Regions from separate parts of the Homo sapiens genome. Here region 2 is linked to region 1. A link is a loop called in an ENCODE intact Hi-C map of the cell type or tissue named here. Cell type or tissue: B cell. All regions are shown on one strand. Region 1 overlaps DENND6A (DENN domain containing 6A). Region 2 overlaps LOC105377104 (a long non-coding RNA gene).

What was found. Peaks named below come from ENCODE experiments on the same cell type or tissue, not always from the same donor. Only the 100,000 strongest peaks of a DNase experiment are listed, where the experiment ranks them.
Region 2: a loop joins it to region 1, with 9 times the contacts of the local background. A loop is called at or near these places in 1 of 110 quality-filtered maps.

What each region holds. Positions count from the first base shown.
Region 1 is chr3:57,668,871-57,673,870 of GRCh38, forward strand. DENND6A (DENN domain containing 6A) reads right to left here. Exons shown (of 20, transcript NM_152678.3): 2 at 3,530-3,568; 3 at 3,386-3,428. Among named protein-coding and RNA genes, the nearest start is that of DENND6A, 22 kb to the right of the region's middle. In B cell, no CTCF peak of the experiment used is centred here; DNase peaks (open chromatin) are centred at 2,487, 2,781 and 4,501; H3K4me3 peaks cover 865 bases; H3K27ac peaks cover 3,732 bases.
Region 2 is chr3:57,981,848-57,986,847 of GRCh38, forward strand. It overlaps LOC105377104 (a long non-coding RNA gene), which reads left to right. Exons shown (of 4, transcript XR_940874.3): 3 at 2,498-2,623; 4 at 3,408-4,781. Among named protein-coding and RNA genes, the nearest start is that of FLNB, 24 kb to the right of the region's middle. In B cell, no CTCF peak of the experiment used is centred here; DNase peaks (open chromatin) are centred at 894 and 2,144; H3K27me3 peaks cover 443 bases.

The DNA.
Region 1 (5,000 bases):
CAGTAATCCTTTTTTTTCTTGAGATGGAGTCTCACTCCGTCGCCCAGCCTGGAGTGCAGTGGCACAATCTCGGCTCACTGCAACCTCAGCATCCCTGATTCAAGAGATTCTCCTGCCTCAGCCTCCTGAGTAGCTGGGACTACGGGCACACACCACCACGCCCAGCTAATTTTGTATATTCAGTAGAGATGGGGTTTCACCATGTTGGCCAGGCTGGTCTCGAATTCCTGATCTCAAGTTATCTGTCCGCCTCAGCCTCCCAAAGTCCTGAGATTACAGGTGTGAGCAACTGCACCCGGCCTCCAATTTTCATTTAATAAACACATAAAAAAACCAAACTGTATGGATAACTACAACTGAAAATAGCAATTTCAAATATTTACAAAACATATAGTCTCTTGCTACCTAGGACAATGATGATCTGTTAAGACAGCAAAGTGCCTGCTTTCAGGTCTTTTGTAGATTTTCCTTGTACCAACCATACTTCAAGTCACAAGAACCACACTTCATTTGATGTGCAGCACATAAAAAAAGCATTAAATAATATCTATGAGAAAAAAATCAGTCAGGCGTGGTAGCTCACACCTCTAATCTCAGCACTTTGGGAGGCGGAGGTGAGCGGATCACAAGGTCAGGAGATCAAGACCATCCTGGCTAACACAGTGAAACCCCATCTCTACTAAAAATGCAAAAAATTAGCCAGGCGTGGTGGTGGGCACCTGTAGTCCCAGCTACTCGGGAGGCTGAGGCAGGAGAATGGCGTGAACCCGGGAGGCAGAGCTTGCAGTGAGTGGAGATCGCGCCACTGCGCTCCAGCCTGGGCAACAGAGCGAGACTCCATCTCAAAAAAAAAGAAAAGAAAAAAAATCAGCCGGGTGCAGTGGTTCACACCTGTAATCCCAGCACTTTGGAAGCCTGAGGCAGGCGAATCACTTGAGGTCGGGAGTTCATGACCAGCCTGGCCAACACAGTGAAACCCCATCTCTACTAAACATACAAAAATTAGCCAGGCATGGTGGCAGGCAAAGGTGTCCCAGCTACTTGGGAGGCTGAGGCAGGAGAATCACTTGAACTGGGAGGCGGAGGTTGCAGTGAGCTGCGATCGTGCCACTGCACTCCAGCCTGGGTGACAGAGCAAAACTCCATCTCAAAAAAAAAAAAAAAAAAGAAAAAAGAAAAAAAAAATCTGTAGGTCATTCATAAGCCAAAAGTACTTAAAAATTTTTTTGATAATGACACATGCAGAGGCTATAAAACTAGATATAGGCTATCTAAACACCACAGAATTAACTTCTTAGCCTTGATGTATGCATGCGGGGGACTTTTCCTCTACCATCTTAGGTTCACTAACTGGGGCCTGTGAAATAAACAGACAACAGATTAACGAGAAAAGATTTAGTTCGAATGCATACAAAGGCTTCAGAGAAAAAAAGTAAAAACCCAAAGAGGTGGTTAAACTTGGGAGCTTAGATACCATTTTAACAAAAGAAACTAAAATGCAGACAAAGGAAAAAGGATTTGGACTTCTAGGGGTGGTAATCTGTGGGAAGGTAAACATATGGGTAAAACTAATGAAAGATAAGGGTTATTTTAGCAAGGCTTATTTATGCAGAATTAAGCTGGTACCATCTCCAGTGATAAAGAGTTTTCTCTGGTGATTCAGAATTTTCTCCTCTTCCTGGTATGGGAAAGGGAAGGGGTGACACCTTCACAAAAGGAAATGTATGTCCTGCTTTTAGGCATATAGGGGGAGGGTAAAGGGCTCTTTTTGCATCTGCTGTTTCTCAGTTGCCTTCAACTCAAAATAATTCTTAAGCCAAAGTGGTATATTTGGGGGTGGTATATTCTGATCCCCTTCATGCTCATATAGAGAAGTGAAAAAGAGAGAGGAGCCATGACAACCAGCTATGATCTGAAAGAGAAGAGCATCCAGCATAATTCACTGGGATTCCATGCAGAAAGTCAGTTCATTCTGCAATCCATACAACTCAGCTTACTCTGAGACCTGGAAATCTAACCCATCACAGTATATAAGAAGTGTATGTACAGATTTTATAAGAAAAATGTTAACTGAAATGAAGATACATTCCTACAAGACCTCTGCATCATTATTTCATAAATGGGTCAAAAACACCAAAATAATTCCAGGTCAGAAAAAACCCCTTACTGGGATCTCTAAAAGGCAGTATCTAATTTACCAAGATACCACTTTTCTTTCATATAGTTCACCAAAGCTGAGTTCCAAATGGATAGGAAAAAAATTCTGGAAGCATTTATACAGAAAGGAGAAAATGCTAAAAAAAATTTTGTTTAACTGTCAAATCTCTCAAATCAGATTAAATGAACTAACTAGCACAATATTAGAAGTAACCGGCCGGGTGTGGTGGCTCACGCCTGTAATCCCAGGACTTTGGGAGGCCGAGGTGGGCAGATCACGAGGTCAAGAGATCGAGACCATCCTGGCTAACATGGTGAAACCCCGTCTCTACTAAAAATACAAAAACAAAAAATTAGCCGGGACTGGTGGCAGGCGCCTGTGGTCCCAGCTACTCGGGAGGCTGAGGTGAGAGAATGGTGTGAACCCGGGAGGCGGAGCTTGCAGTGAGCTGAGATCGCGTCACTGCACTCCAGCCTGGGTGACAGAGCGAGACTCCATCTCAAAAAAAAAAAAAGGAAGTAACCACAAAAGGAAAGAAAACTAGACTGTCTCTGCTATAGGGTTATAACTGTGTGTGGCCTGAGAAGCTAAATGTTTTGGTCACTATAAGCCAAGAAAAGCTAGTTTGAAAGTGAAACACAAGAGGTAACCTGAAGGATGTCAACGATTAGGACCACACAAAAGGAAGAGCTTGAAAGAGACTAACAAAACCAAGCTCAACAATAAACAGACCCTTGTATGTTTTTTTCTATACACCAAGCACTACGCCAAGGCTTTACCTATATTAACCCATATAAACTACTGCACGTAACTTATGGCCTTGCTTCCTAACCAAATTTATCCTGGCTTTTTTTAGGTTCACTGCTTTTACAGAGTTCCTGGTAAGCTCCCAAATTCTGAACTGAAAGTAAACTACATACTATATAAACTATTTAATACATACTCCACGAATCCCAAATATACCAATGTCGCTGATTTTCAACCTCTTCACTATTTTAAGAGTTTATTGTTCCTTGATGGTTTACCTCATCACACCATAACAGTTATTTTAAGAGTTGAAGCTACTAAAATCAACGATGACATGACTAGGCATCATTAAAATAGGAATAAAAATCATTGATCTGTTTGCAATCTAATATGCTATTTCAATCAATTTTCATACATTAACAGTATAACCAGTATTCTTAGTATAAAATTAAACAGAAACACTGTATGAAAAACAGTTACCTGAATTTGAATCTGGAAAAGACAAATAGCAAATATTGGTTTTCTGAAAAAGAAAACAAAAGTGATGTATGCTGACACATACATAATCAATAAAAACAAACAGAAATATAACAGTAAACTATACAGAGCAGTATTTTTACTTACTTCTCTGTCAGTAAGTTTGGAATGCTGAGGATAAATTACCTGGAAGAAAAGAGTTAAATTTTGTTAAACATATTATAAACATTAGTTATAAACATATTATAGGCCAGGCACGGTGGCTCACGCTGGTAATCCCAGCACTTTGGGAGCCCAAGGCAGGCGGATCACTTGAGGTCAGGTGTTTAAGACCAACCTGGCCAACATGCCGAAACCCCGTCTCTACTAAAATTACAAAAATTAGCCAGGTGTGGTGGCATGCACCTGTAGTCCCACCTACTCGGGAGGCTGAGGCAGGAGGATCACTTGAACCCGGGAGACAGAGATCGTAGTAAGCCGAGATCATGCCACTGCACTCCAGCCTGGGTGACAGAGCAAGACCCCGTCTCAAATCAAACAAACAAACAAAAAAATATATATATATAACATTAGTCTAAAATAGTAGTTGGTTATGGTCAAATCACTTTCAGAAATAGTTCACAGATGCACGGATAAAGAAAATGCAGTACATATACATAATGGGATATTATTCAGCCATTAAAAAAATGAAATCCAGGCCAGGCATATTGGCTCACACCTGTAATCTCAGCACTTTGGGAGGCTGAGACGTGCAGAGTTCAATACCAGCCTGGTCAACATGATGAAACCCCATCTCTACTAAAATACAAAAATTAGCTGGGTGTGGTGGCTCATGCTTGTAATCCCAGCTACTCGGGAGCCTGAGACATGAGAATCACTTGAACCCAGGAGACGGAGGTTGCAGTGAGCTGAGATTACGCCACTGCACTCCAGCCTGGGCGACAGAATGACATTTCGTATCAAAAAAAAAAAAAAAAAAAGAAAGAAAAAGAAAAAAAAAAAATAATGAAATCCTGTCATTTGCAACAGCATGGGTAGAACTGTTAAGTGAAATAAGCCAGGCACAGAAAGACAAATATCACATGTTCTCACTCATATGTAAGGGCTAAAAAGAGGAACTCACAGAGATAGAAAATAGAATAATGATGGTAAGTTACCAGAGGCTGGGAAGAGTAGTAAGAGTTTGAGAGGGGGGAATAAAGAACGGTTAAGGGCTACAAAAATACAATTAGATAGAAGGAATAAGATCTAGTGTTTGGTAGCACAATAGGACAACCACAGTTAAAAATAATTTATTGTGTATTTCAAAATCACTAAAGAGTAGAACTGGAATGTTCCCAACACAAAGAAATGATAAATGCTTGAAGTGATGGATATCCCAATAACTCTATTTGATCATTATACATTGCATGTCTGCATCAAAATATCACATGTACCCCATATATATGTGCAACTATTATATATCCACAATAATGAAGTTTTTTTTGTGCTTTTTTTGTTTTTGTTTTTGAGAAGGAGTTTCACTCTTGTTGCCCAGGCTTGAGTGCAATGGTGTGATCTTGGCTTACTGTAACCTCCACCTCCCAGGTTCAAGTGATTCTTCCCCTCCCGGGTTCAA
Region 2 (5,000 bases), 310 kb after region 1:
CTGACCTTTCCCTGTCTCTGAGGACCTCTCCCCACTTCCCTTTTTGTGTCCACCCTACAGTCCGAGCATTATTCATGCCCAAAATATCTCAGAAAGCCACAACAGCCCTGCTCTCCACCCAGGACTACAGTCTCTTGGCCTGTGTTCTTTTATTTATTTATTTATTTTTATTTATTATTATTTTTTGAGATGGAGTCTCACTCTGTTGCCAGGCTGGAGTGCAGTGGTGTGATCTCGGCTCACTGCAAGCTCCGCCTCCCGGGTTCACACCATTCTCCTGCCTCAGCCTCCCAAGTAACTGGGACTACAGGTGCCCGCCGCTACACCCAGCTAATTTTTTTTTTTTTTGTATTTTTAGTAGAGACGAGGTTTCACCGTGTTAGCCAGGATGGTCTTGATCTCCTAACCTCGTGATCAGCTCATCTCGGCCTCCCAAAGTGCTGGGATTACAGGGGTGAGCCACCGTGCCCGGCCACTTTTTTTTTTTTTTTTTTAGTAGAGACGGGGTTTCACCATGTTGGCCAAGATGGTCGCAATCTCTTGACCTCGTGATCCGCCTGCCTCGACCTCCCAAAGTGTTGGGATTATAGGCGTGAGCTACTGCGCCCAGCCGCCTGTGTTCTTTTAAAAGGTCGTCTTCCTTCCTGCCCTTCATCACTTGCCCTCCATGGCCCTTCATGGCCCCTCTGCTTCCCTGGACAAAGCAGAGATGTGACTGGTGTTCCCAGCATTTGTCCACAGACACCATTTTCCTCTCAGGCCCTGAGGTGCTGGACTACAGAGCCGGCCTCCCAGCCACCTGCCATGAAAACCTCACCAGGACCAGTGGGACTCTGTTAAATCTGTTAACACCCCCACTTCGGCCTGCCCTAGACAACAGCTACATCTTGGAAAAAGGAAATGAAACTGGTTTAAAACCTCTCCCAACTGTTCAGAAGGCTCAGGCCCCATTTCCAAGACAGAAGGAGCCAGACTCTTCTGCGCATGTCCCTTTATTTATAGTCACCAGATCCTGGTCCCAACGATCAAGGCTCCTGGGTGGGGATGGTCCTGTGTGATGTATGCAGCACACTCAATGCCCCCCACCATGCCCCTTCAGCCTACACCACTCACCTTAGCCGCCAGCAGCCATGACTTTTTTCTTTTCTTTTCTTTTTTCTTTCCTTTCCTTTTCTTTGATTTTTTTCTCTTTCCTTCCTTCCTTCCTTCTTTCTTTCTTCTCTCCTCTCTTTCTTTCTCGCTCTCTCTCTCTCTTTTCTTTCTTTCTCGAGACAGGGTCTTGCTTTGTCACCCAGGCTGGAATGCAGTGGCAGGAACATGGCTCACTGTATCCTCGACCTCCAAGGCTCAAGCGATCCTCCTGCCTCAGCACCCCAAGTAGCTGGGACTACAGGAGCACGCCACCACACCCAGCTCATTTTTGTATTTTTCGTAGAGAGGGGGTTTCACCATGTTGCCCAGGCTGGTCTCAAACTCCTGGCCTCAAGAGATCCACCCATCTTGGCCTCCCAAAATGCTGGGATTACAGGCCTGAGCCACCACATCTGGCCATGCAGCCGTGACTTTTTCTGATCACAGGAGCTGGCTGTGCTTGCACACATGGTCGGCCGGAGGGTGGTGAGTTAACAGCCCCTCCTCAGTAAGCCCTCAACCAATGACTACTGGTAAATGCAGGCCCCAGCCCTTCAGATGCCTTGGAGGGTACACTCTACCTGGCCCTTAGGTTCCCCTGCAGGATGGAGCTCCAGCTGCTCGCAGGAGCAGCCCACTCATGAATGCACCTTTTGTGGGCTTCCTGTCTTTCCAGCCTCACCTCCCACCTCCCTTGCCAGCACTTCTTGGAATCATTTCCCAAATGAATAACTCCTATGTGAATCCTGGACTTGGGTCTGCTTTTGAGGAAACCCAAACTAAGACAATATCAAGTTGCCAACATTTATTGAGCACCGTCTCTGTGCTAAGCATCGTGCTCAGCATTTCACAAGTCTTAACTCATTTAATCCTATGACAGCCAGCACTATGAAGAAGAGACCGTTATCATTTCCGTTGTACAGACGTGGAAACTGACTCAGAGCATGGGCTTGAGGCCAAAGGCCTCTTCCACTCCACCCATCCTCCATCAGCCTGAATTGCTTTCATTTCCTCAAAATGCTGGGCTCCCACACCTCTTGATCTCTGCACTCTGGGGCACAGGGAGGTTAAATCACTTGGTGACACAGCAATTTAGAGGCTGAGCTACCCAGATTCAAGAGCCATCTCCAGGCTCAGAGCCCACATACTCTGCCACTGTGGTAAGCAAAATATTGGCCCCTCAAGGTATCCAAGTCCTAATCCCTGTAACCTGTAAATGTGACCTTACATGGCAAAAAAGAGACTTCACAGATGTGATTCAGTTAGGGCCCTTGAGATGAGGAGAGTATCCTGGATTATCCAGATGGGCCCCATGTAATCACAGCAGGCTCTGTAAGAGGATCTCCTCCTCCTGTCTGTCTTTCAGACAAAAGAAGATAGGATGACAAAGCAGAAGACCAGAGAGAAAGAGATTTGAAGATGCTACCCTGCTGGCTTTGGAGATGGAAGCAAGGGCCATGAGCCAAGAGGTGTATGTGGCTTTTGGAAGCAGGTAAAGGCAAGGATAGCCCCTGGAGCCTCCAGAAGGAGCCAGCCCTGCTGACGCCTTGACTTTAGCCTAGTGAAACTGATTGCTGACTTCTGGCCTCCAGAATGATAAGAGAATACAGTTGTGTTTTCTTGTTTGTTTGTTTTGAGACAGGGTCTTGCTCTGTCACCCAGACTGGAGTGAGTGGGTCCATTTTGGCTCCCTGAAGCCACTACCTCCCAGGCTCAAGTGATCCTCGCACCTTAGCCTCTCGAATAGCTGGGACCACAGGTGCACACCACCACACCCGGCTAATTTTTTTTTATAGATGGGGTCTCCCTATGGTGCCAGGGCTGGTCTCAAACTCCTGAGCTCAAAGGATCCTTCTGCCTTGCCTCCTAAAGTGCTGGGATTACAGGTGTAAAGCCACCTCCACATCTGACTCAGTTGTGTCCTTTTTTTTTTTTTTTTTTTTGTCAAGATAGAGTCTTGCTCTGTCACCCAGGCTAGAGTGCAGTGGCGTGATCTCAGCTTACTGCAACCTCCGCCTCCTGGGTTCAAGTGATTCTTGTGCCTCAGCCTCCTGAGTAGCTGGGACTACAGGTGCACACCACCATGCCCAGCTAATTTTTCTATTTTTTAGTATTTCACTATGTTGGCCAGGCTGGTCTCAAACTCCTGGCCTCAAGTGATCCACCTGCCTTGGCCTCCCAAAGTGATGGGATTATAGGTGTTGAAGCCACCACGCCTGGCCTAGTTGTGTTCTTTTATGTCATGAAATTTGTGGTAATTTTTTTTATTAAAGTAGCCACAGCAAATTAACACAACCACGGAGCCAGTCCCCACAGCCTGGTCAGGTGCAGCATGATTCCAGACAACAGCAATGAGGAAGCCAGCCTTGTGGAGCTGATGCCTGGCAGAGAACATCACTAAGCAACAGGCATCCTGAGTGCTTGGGTTTGAGGCCCAGCCTTGCTATCTCCCAGCTGTGTGATTTGGACCAAGTAACTCGATCTCACCTCACCTGCCTGATGAGATAACAGGATTTTGTGAGGTTTATATGTATCTTTGGCTCTTGGAACAATGTCTGGCACAGAGTAATTTACAAGGGCTCAGTAAATCTGTCATTTATGGCCTCCCCATGTCAGCAGCTAGGTGGCTGGCCACAGCCCTCGTGGTGGAGTGAGGCTGGGATCTGGGGCTGGCCAATGAGAGGCCCAAGTCTCCTTGACTGGGGGATCAGCCATGGTCACCAGAACCAACTCACATCAGCCCTGGACTTTGGCTGGAAGTTCTGGGAAAGAGGTGCTCTCTCCCTGTTGGGATCTTGTTGGGATTCTCGAGGAGCTCGGCCTGGAGAAGATGGCGGGCATTTTTGTCACCACGAGGGGACAGCCTGCCTGAGAAGGAAGCCAACAGGAAGGAAGGTGGAGACCAGGATGGAGCAGGGCAGCTCTTGATGACGTCACCAAGGCCCTAGATCCAGACTTGCCTGAACCACCCCTTGGACTGTCTGGTTCCAGGAACCAATCACTACCCCTTTTTGCTTTAGGAGTTTTATCTGGGTTTCTGCCACTCACAACCAGGAGAGTCCTGACTGATAGACAGGGACTCAATGAACACATGTTGATTGAGTGACTGAGTGAGCATTCAGGGCTCTGGCACTGTCCTGAGCCCAGTAAATTTTGGGATGATTGTGTGGTAAGTGTCTCGCCTTCCTGTAGGACCATAGGGACTTGCAGGGGATTCTTCATTTGACTTGGGAAGATGCCTTCTTCGTCCTCCCTGCTTGCAGGGCTTGGCATCGAAGTCTAGGTTCCTTCAAGAGAAGGCGGAGGTACTGTGCACCTGGCCCAGGAGGCCAAATCCCTGTTTTCTTCTCTCTGACCCAAATTTCCCCAAACAGCGAGGTCTCAGCTCCACTTGGAGAGGGGAGATGGGAAAGAGGCTGGCTGCTAGAGTCCAAAGCAACAGCCCAGGAAATAAGGGCCTTTATTAGTCCCATTTTACAGATGAAGACACTGAGGCCAGAGAGCCGAAGTTATCTGTCTTCAAACCCAGGGCCCACCAAACAGAACTCAACTCTATCCTTGCTTCCAAACCACTGCTTCCTCCTCCTTAGCCATTTTCCATCTGGTGTTGGCGTTTTTTTTCCTGGCTTTCTTGCCCTGTCATATTTGGATACTCTGTTTTTGTTTGTTTGTTTGTTTTTTGTTTTTTGAGATAGAGTGTCGCTCTGTCGCCCAGGCTGGAGTGCAGTGGCGCAATCTGGGTTCACTGCAACCTCCGCCTCCCGGGTTCAAGTGATTCTCCTGCTTCAGCCTCCCGAGTAGCTGGGATTACAGGCGCCACCACGCCCAGCTAATTTTTGTATTTTTAGTAGAGACGGGTTTCACCATAT